Regions from separate parts of the Homo sapiens genome. Here region 2 is linked to region 1. The links are chromatin contacts, found by Hi-C or POLR2A ChIA-PET in ENCODE. All regions are on one chromosome and are shown on one strand. The core of a region is the stretch at or near the end of the contact, and the rest is flanking DNA. Distances in the headings are between cores, read along the strand shown. Region 1 overlaps LOC105370502 (a long non-coding RNA gene). Region 2 has its middle 150 kb from the start of DDHD1-DT.

Region 1 (5,712 bases), core at 2,043-4,542:
AAATACAAAAATTAATCAGGCGTGATGGCAGGTGCCTGTAATCCCAGCTACTCGGGAGGCTGAGGCAGGAGAATCGCTTGAACCCCAGAGGCAGAGGTTGCAGCGAGCCAAGACCAAGCCACTGCACTCCAGCCTGGGTGACAGAGCGAGACTCTTGTCTCAAGAAAAAAAAAAAGAAGAAGAAAGAAAGAAAATGTGATATATATACACAGTGGAGTACTAGTTAGCCACATAAAGAAATCCTGTCATTCATGGCAACATGGATGGAACTGGAAAACATTATGTTAAGTGAAATAAGCCAGAAACAGAAAGGTGTTTAACTTTCATATGCGGAAGCTAAAAAAAGTTGATCTCATAGAGGTGAAAAGTAGAACAGAGGATACTGGAGACTGGGAAGTGTAGGAGGAAGAGATGGAGAGGGAGAGACTTGTTAAAGGATACAAAATTGCAGCTAGATAGCAGGAATAAATTCTATTGTTCTATATCACTGCAGGATGACTAAAGTTAACAATAATATATCACAGTTTCAAATAGCTAAAAGGAGGATGTTAAATGTTCCAACACAAAAATATGATAAATGTTTGAGATGATGGATGCTAATTACCTTGATCTGATCACTGTACATTATATGTATCAAAACATCACTGTGTACCCCATGAATATTAACGATTGTTACTTGTCAATTTGAAAAATGTGTAAAGAATGCAATAATGTTAAAAAATAGGCCGGGCACAGTGGCTAATGCCTGTAATCCCAGCAATTTGGAAGGCTGAGGCAGGCGGACCACCTGAGGTCAGGAGTTTGAGAACAGCCTGACCAACACGGAGAAACCCCATCTCTACTAAAAATACAAAAATTAGCTGGCTGTGGTGGTGCATGCCTGTAATCCCAGCTACTCGGGAGGCTGAGGCAGGAGAATCGCTTGAACCCAGGAGGCAGAGGTTGTGGTGAGCCGAGATTGCGCCATTGCACTCCATCCTGGGCAACAAGAGCAAAACTCCATCTCAAAAAATAGTAATAATAAAATTAAATAAAAAATTAAAAATAAATAAAAAGAGGAGCAATGGAACAAATATTTAGGGAAAGAGATGCTTTGAGCCCCAAATCACTCCAGGTGGATAGCACCCTAATCTTAATTTAAATGTTACTGCTTATAACAGAAGAGCTCATTCTAGCTAGGCATGGTGGCTCATGCCTGTAATCCCAGCACTTTGGGAGGATGAGGTGAGGGGATTTCTTGGGATCAGGAGTTCAATACCAGCCTGGGCAACATAGCGAGAGCATGTCTTTGAAAAAAAAATTTTTTTAATTAGCCAGGCATGGTGGCACTTACCTGTAGTCCCAGCTACTCAGGAGGCTGAGGTGGGACGATTACTTGAGCCCAGGAGGTCAAAGCTGCAGTAAGCCATAATTGCACCACTGCACTCCAGCCTGGGCGACATAGTGAGACCCAGTCTCAAAAACAAAACAAAGCAATACAAAAAAAAAACCTCACCCTGCCTTTTGATTAAAGGGATAAAGTGAGGAAAGAAGTGGGTTTTTTTATTTGCTACGTACAGAAGGATTCAATTCAGATCAGTTCAATTTAACAAATATTTGTTGAGCCCTACTCTATATCAGACATTATTAGGTACAGAAGATATGAATAAAATGTCTGTCTTCAGGAAGTTCAAAGTCTGCAGAGAAAGACTAGTAAACCAAAATTTTATGAGACCATAATGAAACACTATTACACATCCACCAGAATGTCTACAATTTAAAACTCACACAATACCAAATATTGATGAAGATATGAAGCAACAGATTTTTGGTGGGAGTGTAAATGGTATAATCATTTTGGGGAAAAGTACAGCAGTTTTTTTAAAAACAAAAACTAAATGTAAATATTCTATGACCCAAAAATATCAGTCATATAATTGAGTGTGTGCGTGTGTGTATCAACAAAAAGACCTTCACAGGAATATTCATAGTAGCTTTGTTCACAATAGCCAGAAACTGGAAACAGCCCAGGTGTGCTTCAACTGAAGAATGGATTTTTAGAATTTAGTATATCTATACAATGGAATATTACTTGGTAATTTAAAGACTTTTAAAAAATAATGACCCTGCCAGATGAGGTGGCTCACGCCTATAATCCTAGCACTCTGGGAGGCCGAGGCGGGCAGATCACCTGAGGTCAGGAGTTCGAGACTAGCCTGTCCAACATAGTGAAACCCTGTCTCTACTAAAAATACAAAAATTAGCTGGCGTGATGGCACACGCCTGTCGTCCCAGCTACTAAGGCAGGAGAATCACTTGAACCCAGGAGGCGGAGGTTGCAGTGAGCCAAGATCGTGCCACCACACTCCAGCCTGGGCAACAGAGTGAGAATCTGTCACAAAATAATAATAATAATAATAATAACCCTGTCTCTACTGAAAAACATAAAAAATTAGCCAGAGGTCGTGATGCATACCAGCAGTGCTAGCTACTTGAAAGGCTGAGGCAGGAGAATTCCTTGAGCTCAGGAGCTCAAGTCTGCAGTGAGCTATGACTGCACCACTGCCCCCCAGCCTGGGTGACAGAGTGAGATCCTGAATCTAAAAGCAAACAAAAAAAAATTACTGATACATACAACCTATGTATCTCAAAAACATTATGCTGAGTAAAAGAAGTCTTACATGAAAGAGTACAGTTCAATGGATATAAAGTTCTATAACAGGCAAAACTAGTTGGAAGAAAATCAGAATAGTCATTGCCTCTAAAGGAGATTATTTCCTGGGAAGGGGCTTGGGTACACTTTTCGGGGTGGGGGTAATGTTCTATATCTTGATAGGTGTGTAGGTTACTCACATGTATTGAGAGGTGACAACATGCTAGCAGCCCTCACTGGCTCTCGGCGCCTCCTCAGCCTTGGCGTCCACTCTGGCCATGCTCAAGGAGCCCTTCAGCCCGCCACTGCGCTATGGGGGCCCCTCTCTGTGCTGGCTGAGGCTGAAGCCAGCTCCCTCTGCTTGTGGAGAGGTGTGGCGGGAGAGGCGGGGGCGGGAACCAGGGCTGAACGCGGCTAGTTCCGGGTGGGCGCAGGCTCCGAGGTCCCGCACTGAGAGCAGCCCGCCGGCACCGCCGGCCCGGGCAGTGAGGGGTTTAGCACCCGGGCCAGCAGCTGCGGAGGGTGCGCCGGGTCCCCCAGCACTGCTGGCCTGCCCCCGCGGAGCTTGAATTCTTGCTGGGCCTCAGCCGCCTCCCCGTGTGGCAGGGCTGGGGACCTGCAGCCAGCCATGCCCAAGCCCCGCCCCGGGCTCCCGCCAGCCCGACCCTACCCGACCGGCGCCGCCCCCTGCTCCTAGGCGCCCGGTCCCATCCACTGCCCAAGGACTGAGGGGTGTGGGCGTGCCTGCGCGGGACTGGCAGGCAGCTCTGCTAGCGTGTCCCCAGCACAGGATTCACTAGGGGAAGCCAGCTGGGCTCCTGAGTCAGTTGGGGACTTGAGAGAACTTTTATGTCTAGGGGAGGATTGTATATGCACCAATCAGCACTCTGTGTCTAGTGGGAGAGGGGGGGTTGTAGATGCACCAATCAGCACTCTGTATCTAGCTAATCTGGTGGGGACTTGGAGAACTTTTGTGTCTAACTAAAGGATTGTAAGTGCACCAATCAGTGCTCTGTGTCCAGCTCAAGATTTGTAAACGCACCAATCAGCACTCTGTATCTAGCTAATCTGGTGGGGACTTAGAGAACTTTTATGTCTAGCTGAAGGATTTTAAATATACCAATCAGCACTCTGTGTCTAGCTCAAGGTTTGTAAAAGCACCAATCAGCACTCTGTGTCTAGCTCAAGGTTTGTAAACACACCAATCAGTGCTCTGTGTCTGGCTAATCTAGTGGGGCCTTGGAGAACTTTTACATCTAGCTAGAGGATTGTAAATACACCAATCAGCAATGTGTGTCTAGCTCAGGGATTGTAAACGCACCAATCAGCTCTCTGTAAAACGGACCGATCAGCTCTCTGTAAAACTGACCAATCAGCAGGATGTGGATGGGGCCAGATAAGGGAATAAAAGCAGGCTGCCCCAGCCAGCAGTGGCAACCCGCTCAGGTCCCCTTCCACACTGTGGAAGCTTTGTTCTTTCACTCTTTGCAATAAATCTTGCTGCTTCTCACGCTTTGGGTCCACACTGCCTTTATGAGCTGTAACACTCACTGCAAAGGTCTGCAGCTTCACTCCTGAGGCCAGCAAGACCACGCGCCCACTGGGAGGAATGAACAACTCCAGACGGGAGGAATGAACAACTCCAGACGCACTGCCTTAAGCACTGTAACACTCACCACGGAGGTCTGCAGCTTCACTCCTGAAGCCAGTGAGACCACGAACCCACCAGAAGGAAGAAACTCCGAACACGTCCGAACATCAGAAGGAACAAACTCCAGACACACCATCTTTAAGAACTGTAACACTCACCGCGAGGGTCCGCGGATTCATTCTGGAAGTCAGTGAGACCAAGAACCCACCAATTTTGGACACAGTATGATTTAGTGAATCTCATGGTACACTTAAGATCACCACTGCACCCCAGCCTGGGCGACAGAGTGAGACCCTGAATCTTAAAAAAAAAAAAAAAAAAAAAATGTACTGATACATACAACCTATGTATCTCAAAAACATTACGCTGAGTAAAAGAAGTCTTACATGAAAGAGAATATACTGTACAGTTCAATTTATATAAAGTTCTATAACAGGCAAAACTAGTTGGAAGAAAATTGGAATAGTCACTGCCTCTAGAAGAGAAGACTTCCTGGAAAGGGGCTTGAGTACAGTTTTCAGGGTCAGGGTCATATTCTATATCTTGATAGGTGTGTAGGTTACTCACATGTATGATTTAGTGAATCTCATGGTACACTTAAGATTTGTGCATTTCACATTTCATTGTACATAAATTTAACATGAAATTTTAAAATAAGAATTACAAACAAATATAGAACTCTATATGTTATGTAGGAACTCTGAGTGATATGTATTCTGAGTTATTTGGAAAAAAGTATATCGATATCTGCAACTTACTTTGAAAAGCATTTTTCTAAAAACGTGGATTGATGGATAGAGAGAGAGATGTGACAAAGTAAGCACAATAAAACATTAATTGTGTGATCACTGCAAAATTCTTTCAACTTTTCTGCTTGAAAATTTTCCTCATAAAATGTTGAAGAAAATTATATGCAAGTGTAAAGATGTGTAAGGCTCAGAGGTACAGAGAAGGCAATTCACTCTAGCTTTGGAGGAAAGTGGGGAGATGTCAGAGACAATGTCAATGAAATGGTGATGTCTGAGTTGTGTTCTGAATGAACAAGCTTTCACCAGGCAGTCAAATAAGTTGGTGAATAAGATGTTTTGGTAGCTACAAGTAGTCTCATCTTGATGGACATGGGTATATAGATAAGAGTTACCAGAGATGGACATAACGTTATAAGCAGAGGTCAAATTATAGAGTTGTCTGTGCCATTCTAAAGTTTTGTCTTATCAGTGATGGAGGGTTATTGTAAAATAGGCTATGGTGTGGTCTGCTTTGCGCTTTAGAAAGATCATGCTGAAAACAGTATGAAAGAGAAACTTTCAACCACAAGCCTGGAGGAGGAAAAACCAGGATGAAGACCATTGCAATAGACCAGATAAGGGGTATTAGTGGACTGATTTAGGGCAGTGGAAGTGCAAGTGATGAGAACACATTGGACTTG
Region 2 (5,269 bases), core at 517-3,016, 89 kb before region 1:
AGGTAGATTATGGTATTCTAAAACTTAAAAGGACTACAGAAATCATCATGCCAACCACTTTCCAGATGAGGAAACTTAGGCTAAAAAGATAAAAGCCAGGATCACACAGTTGGTGAGTGCCAGAATGAAACCAGATCCTAAATGTCCTGCTATCTAGCAAAGCAGTTCTCTACAATACAATCCCACCTTCCTTGATAATACTAAGTTGCTTAGCAAACAAGATCTTCATAAATGTTGCAAGGATAAATTTCCTTTCAGTCTGCCCGAAGCAAATAACCACAATTTGCTTAGTATTAGTAAAACTCAGATCATCTAGGCATTGTCACCCCTTCAAGTTGCCCTCAGAGTGGGACAGTCAACTTGGAACAAAGTTTGACTTAACACAAGTTTCCCAGGTCTGAGAAATATGGCAAGAGGTGGGATTTATTGTTGTTGTTGCTTATCAAAACAGTGAGAAATGGCATGTTAATCAGCGAAGGACAAATTGTGGCTGTCATTTCCTTTTTCTCTAAAAGGTAAATATGTATAGACTGCAAATCATGTCCAGGAGAACTTATTTCTCACATCCCCATCCATCAGTTTGCTCTCAACTGCTCTCAACAAAGTGAGGAACCAGCTTTAAAATAGCTCTGAAATGGAAGGCTACTCTAGGTATGAAATATCCCATGGACCAAACCCAATAATCTCACTTCTCTTGAGTGCTCTCTTATTCTGACATCCAGCATGGTCACAAATAGCTTTTAAAACTGGACCAGGTACAGAAACCAGTCAAAGAAAATAAGAGGATAAAATTTGGAGAAGCCCGTCATGGATTTTAGCTTCCAAGCATATCACCAAAACTGTAATGTTCAACAACTTAAGCAGACATTCTCAGTGACTTCAGTTGACTTCAATGAATTCTGTTTCAGTCCATTTACCACAAAACAGTATGCCAAGGAAGGGACCCCACAGAGAGGAACTTCTCCTATCTAGTCATACCCTACCAACTCAGGTCTGAGGTCCTGATACTAAAAAGCTAAGTAACAAAGAAAATAATTTTTGTGCCTCTGAAGCCATTTTTCGAGGTGAGATGTTTCGCTCCTAGCCAAGCAAAGCTGCAGAATCTGTAGAATGTTGTCTTGCTCCCTCCTTGTCACCAGCCTGCCCTTTAACCCACCACTGAATGCCCTTTTTCTGCTCCAAGACAGCTATTGAATCACCACATTATACTCCCTGACCCTGCGGGGCCATGGTACAATATCAGAATGTCAAACTGGGTCTGAAAAGGGCTTTGTGTGGGATGAGACAAGACTCTAAGGATAGTAGAGCTGCTGAATCACTCAGGATCTGACCACAAATAGTGCTACGCTAAGCTTGCTGGGTAAAACTGCTGCCAGAAGCCCCTGTTAAATTTCTGGGCTAATTATGGAGGGTGGGAGGGTGACCTTGGAGGCAAGTTGTACTTAACACAGAGACCAGGAAGCCTAAGGGAAGAAACCCAAGTTGTACATCCTCATAAATACAATTTAAAATTCTCTAATTTAATAAAAGCATGCGATCCTACGACAAGGTAGTTTTCCTTAGGAGCAGGTGCACTGCAATTTTTTTTTTAATTTTCATATTAAATCTTCAGAGAGTTACACGGTAGATGGCAGCCTGGAAATACGCTGATGTATCCTGGCAGAATTTCAGACATAATGATTTTTTTTTCCTCTGTAAATCTTCCATCAGTGGGAAGGAAAGCCCTGCCAAAACTGAGAAACCCAAGCTGGAGGCAGCGAGGCTCCCACTCAGAGCACGGCGACATGCCAAGGCTTTCAAGGCCAAATCGGAAACAACCACGTTGAGTTCATTAAAACGACTGAATGATCAAAGTCATGCAAGCCTTCACAAAGGCAAAAATTAATCTGTTTAATACTTGGCTAAATTCTCAAGTGCTAAAGTAAATTTGAAACGAAATTCATCAAACTCCCCCTCTTCCTGTGGAAAAATCCTTTGAGTTCCTCAGAGTGCCCAGCAGATGGCAGAAGCGGTCTTTGTTTCAATCCATGGGCCTCAGCTACCGCGCCATGCCCAAAATTAACGGGAATAGGTACACCTGGGTATAGTTGTATATCTGAATGTGAAAATACACTTTCAGGATATCAGGAATTATATTCCAGTATGGCTAGGGTTATTCTCAGTTATCAATCTCGAGGGAGGAAACGTCCCCAGGAAGTGGTACCAAAAGATGACTCTTGCACATCAATGAAAAGGCCTGTGGAAGGACGACAGTCCAACTACTGGAACCCTGTTTTTATATCTCTCAGGAGCCTCCCACCATGCCCACCCCTCATCTCCCTCCCATTTCCTACTCCTTAAAGACTTGCATACACATTCCTGAGTCTTCAGCAACCTGTGTCCTCGCCACCCAGGTGAAGAAGCTGGGTATGTGCAGGATATTCCCTACTGCAACAATGCCTCCTCAGCCTGCCTCCTCTGCCCAGGTCAGCCTCCACAACCAGAGGTTCTGGGAATTAGGTTCCACTGTCCTGAGCATTATGAATATTGATTCCTGTTGGACAAACTGCAGCTAGTCTAGGATCTCAGATTCCTCCATTTCCCGGGAGGGCAACATATAAAATATTAATACATTTCATCATGAGAAACAAAACTCATTAAAACTACATACATATTCATGAAAATTCTTTCACTGTTTATTTCATGAAATGAAAACATTTTTTCCAACCAGATCAAGGGAGGGAAGAAAATGTTTTCTATAGGTCCAATTTTATACACTCTGGTATGAAATGAATCAATAGTAGCTAGGAGGAGAAAAATCAAAGATTTCCTTTTCAACAGCAATAAATCCAGTCAAATCCTATTTGGTATGGCACTTGCCATAGCTTGTAAAATCTGAAGTTGCTAAATTATGTATTTCAATAGTAATTCCTTACAAATTAATAGGAAGTGCTAAATTAGGACAAGTGGCCTCCAATTGGATCCAGATGCTCAATCCTAGACTAGGTAGAAAGTGTGAAAAATTAGGAACTGTACTGATTCTTTCTCTGAGTTTGTTGAAGGAGCCAAGTTCTTCCAGCATGGAATGTAAACACTTGGGAAGGTAGCCTAAGAGAAGCATGTGTTACGTGGCAGCCTGAGTCCCAGCTGTGTTTACACTGAGATTCCAAAATATCTGAGCCTGGAAGGACAGCTGTGGTGTAAGGAGGAACAGAGGAGCCTCCTGGGACAGAATGACCCCAAAGGGAAAGAGAGAAGCTGGTTCAAAACCAATGGGCCAGGGTTCAAGGGGTGGTGTGGTCATTAACAAAGCAGGGTGACCATCGCTCAGCTTATCCAGGAGACTCACATCCAAGTCCCAAGGGTGATGATGGAGAAAATGCTGAAACCTGTTGACATTATTGGCCCCCCTCATGCTGCTGGCTGTGTTGATGGTGGTGGAAACAATAAAAACAGCACTGGCCTTGGGCAGCCGTAGGGCTGACATCACCATCCTCAATCTTGGAGACTGGCAGCATCCACAGAGAGAGGGTGCCTTTGGGAGGCATCTGTGACACTGCTGCTGCATCTGCCATTCATGAAGAAGAGGCCCCAGCTGCAAATGAAGCCAGCATTTAATGACCCAGTATCAGAAGAAGAAAAATCACAGACCTCCTGCTGTGACAAAAACAACTAGTTCTCAGAGAACTGGCTGCGGTAGTGGAATAAAGACCCCCCAAAGATGCCCACGTCCTAAACCCCAGAAGCTGTGAGTGCATTACCTTACAGGGCAAAAGGGACATTGTAGATGTGATTAAGGACGTTGAGATGGGGACATTATCCTGGATTATGTGGTGGGCCCAAGACAATCAATCACAGGGTCCTTAGAAAAGGGAGGAAGGAGAGTCAGAATCAGAGAAGAAGATACAACAACAGAAGCAGTGGTCAGAGAGAGATACAAAGATGCTGCACTGCTGGCTTTAAAGATAAAGAAAGAGGCCTCAAGCTAAGAAATGTAGGAAGTCTTCAGAAGCTGGAAAAGGCAACGAAATGGGTTTTCCCGTGGAGCTTCCCAAGGCAGCATGGCTCTGCCGACCCATTTTAGACTTACAGCCCCCAGAACTATATAAGATAAGTGTGTGTGGTTTTAAGCCACTAAGACTGTGGTAATGTGTTACAGCAGAAATTGGAAAATAATACACTGGTGATATACTCTTTTGAGGGCTTTCAGAACCATTTGTGAGGATAAGGAGGCTCAAATTCCCACAGTACAAGGGGAAACAGAGCCAGAATGTGTGGGGGCGTTCTCCTCCACAGTTTGTGCGTGTGGGGGAGGCAGGTTAGTGTAGGGTAGACTAGGTCCATGGGTCTGCTTTATGGACCAAGCTCTCACGTTGAACCTTCATTCAAATCAGCAGCATCTGTTTTCTACAACACACATCACTTTGCTCTCCTTCCATATCTTCAAGAACTTCTAAGAGGCAAGTTGTGCCATAAGTACTTCAAAGGATACTACGTGTCCCATGTCTTTTTTTTTTTCTGTGAGACGGAGTCTTGCTCTGTTGCTCAGGCTGGAGTGCAATGACCCAATCTCCACACACTACAACCTCCATCTCCCAAGTTCAAGCAATTCTCCTGCCTCAGCCTCCCGAGTAGCATGCACCATCATATCCAGCTAATTTTTATATTTTCAGTAGAGACAGGGTTTTGCCATGTTGGCCAGGCTGGTCTTGAACTCCTGATCTCAGGTGATCTGCCCATCTCAGCCTCCCAAAGTGCTGGGATTATAGGCATGAGCTGCTGCTCCTTATCCCAAGTCATTTAATATCCTAAGGCCAAAGCTCATCCTTAACTTTTGGAGACTAATTACTCAAAATTTCTCAATCATTTTCTCTAGATTTTAGTTCAGTCCTTAAAATCATTCTGCTGATGGAAAAACTGGAAACTCTAAAAAGCAGAACACCTCTCCTCCTCCAAAGGAACGCAGTTCCTCACCAGCAACGGAACAAAGCTGGATGGAAAATGACTTTGACGAGTTGAGAGAAGAAGGCTTCAGACGATCAAACTACTCCGAGCTACAGGAGGAAATTAAAACCAAAGGCAAAGAAGTTAAAAACTTTGAAAAAAATTTAGACGAATGTATAACTAGAATAACCAATACAGAGAAGTGCTTAAAGGAGGTGATGCAGCTGAAAGCCAAGGCTCGAGAACTACGTGAAGAATGCAGAAGCCTCAGGAGCCGATGGAATCAACTGGAAGAAAGGGTATCAGTGATGGAAGATGAAATGAATGAAATGAAGCGAGAAGGGAA

What was found. A loop is a pair of places that touch in the nucleus more often than their neighbours do. ChIA-PET counts read pairs that join two places held with the same protein, here RNA polymerase II (POLR2A). Pooled maps may share reads with other maps.
Region 2: a loop to region 1 is called in a map of endothelial cell of umbilical vein, with 5 times the contacts of the local background. The contact joins two enhancer-like sites. A Hi-C loop is called at or near these places in 3 of 168 maps with a recorded cell type or tissue (B cell, PC-3 and endothelial cell of umbilical vein), 2 of 37 single-sample maps with no recorded cell type and 11 of 50 pooled maps. POLR2A ChIA-PET finds 5 or more read pairs at or near these places in 1 of 52 experiments (activated CD4-positive, alpha-beta T cell).

What each region holds. Positions count from the first base shown.
Region 1 is chr14:53,215,176-53,220,887 of GRCh38, reverse strand. The region is part of intron 5 of LOC105370502 (a long non-coding RNA gene); the gene reads right to left. Among named protein-coding and RNA genes, the nearest start is that of DDHD1-DT, 65 kb to the right of the region's middle. RefSeq lists a silencer at 2,978-3,397. Within about 2 kb of position 3,292, at least 21 of the 41 ENCODE cell types and tissues checked have a DNase peak (open chromatin) inside an H3K27ac peak, as active enhancers do.
Region 2 is chr14:53,303,113-53,308,381 of GRCh38, reverse strand. No RefSeq gene overlaps it. Among named protein-coding and RNA genes, the nearest start is that of DDHD1-DT, 150 kb to the right of the region's middle. RefSeq lists an enhancer at 1,837-2,131. Within about 2 kb of position 1,766, at least 14 of the 41 ENCODE cell types and tissues checked have a DNase peak (open chromatin) inside an H3K27ac peak, as active enhancers do.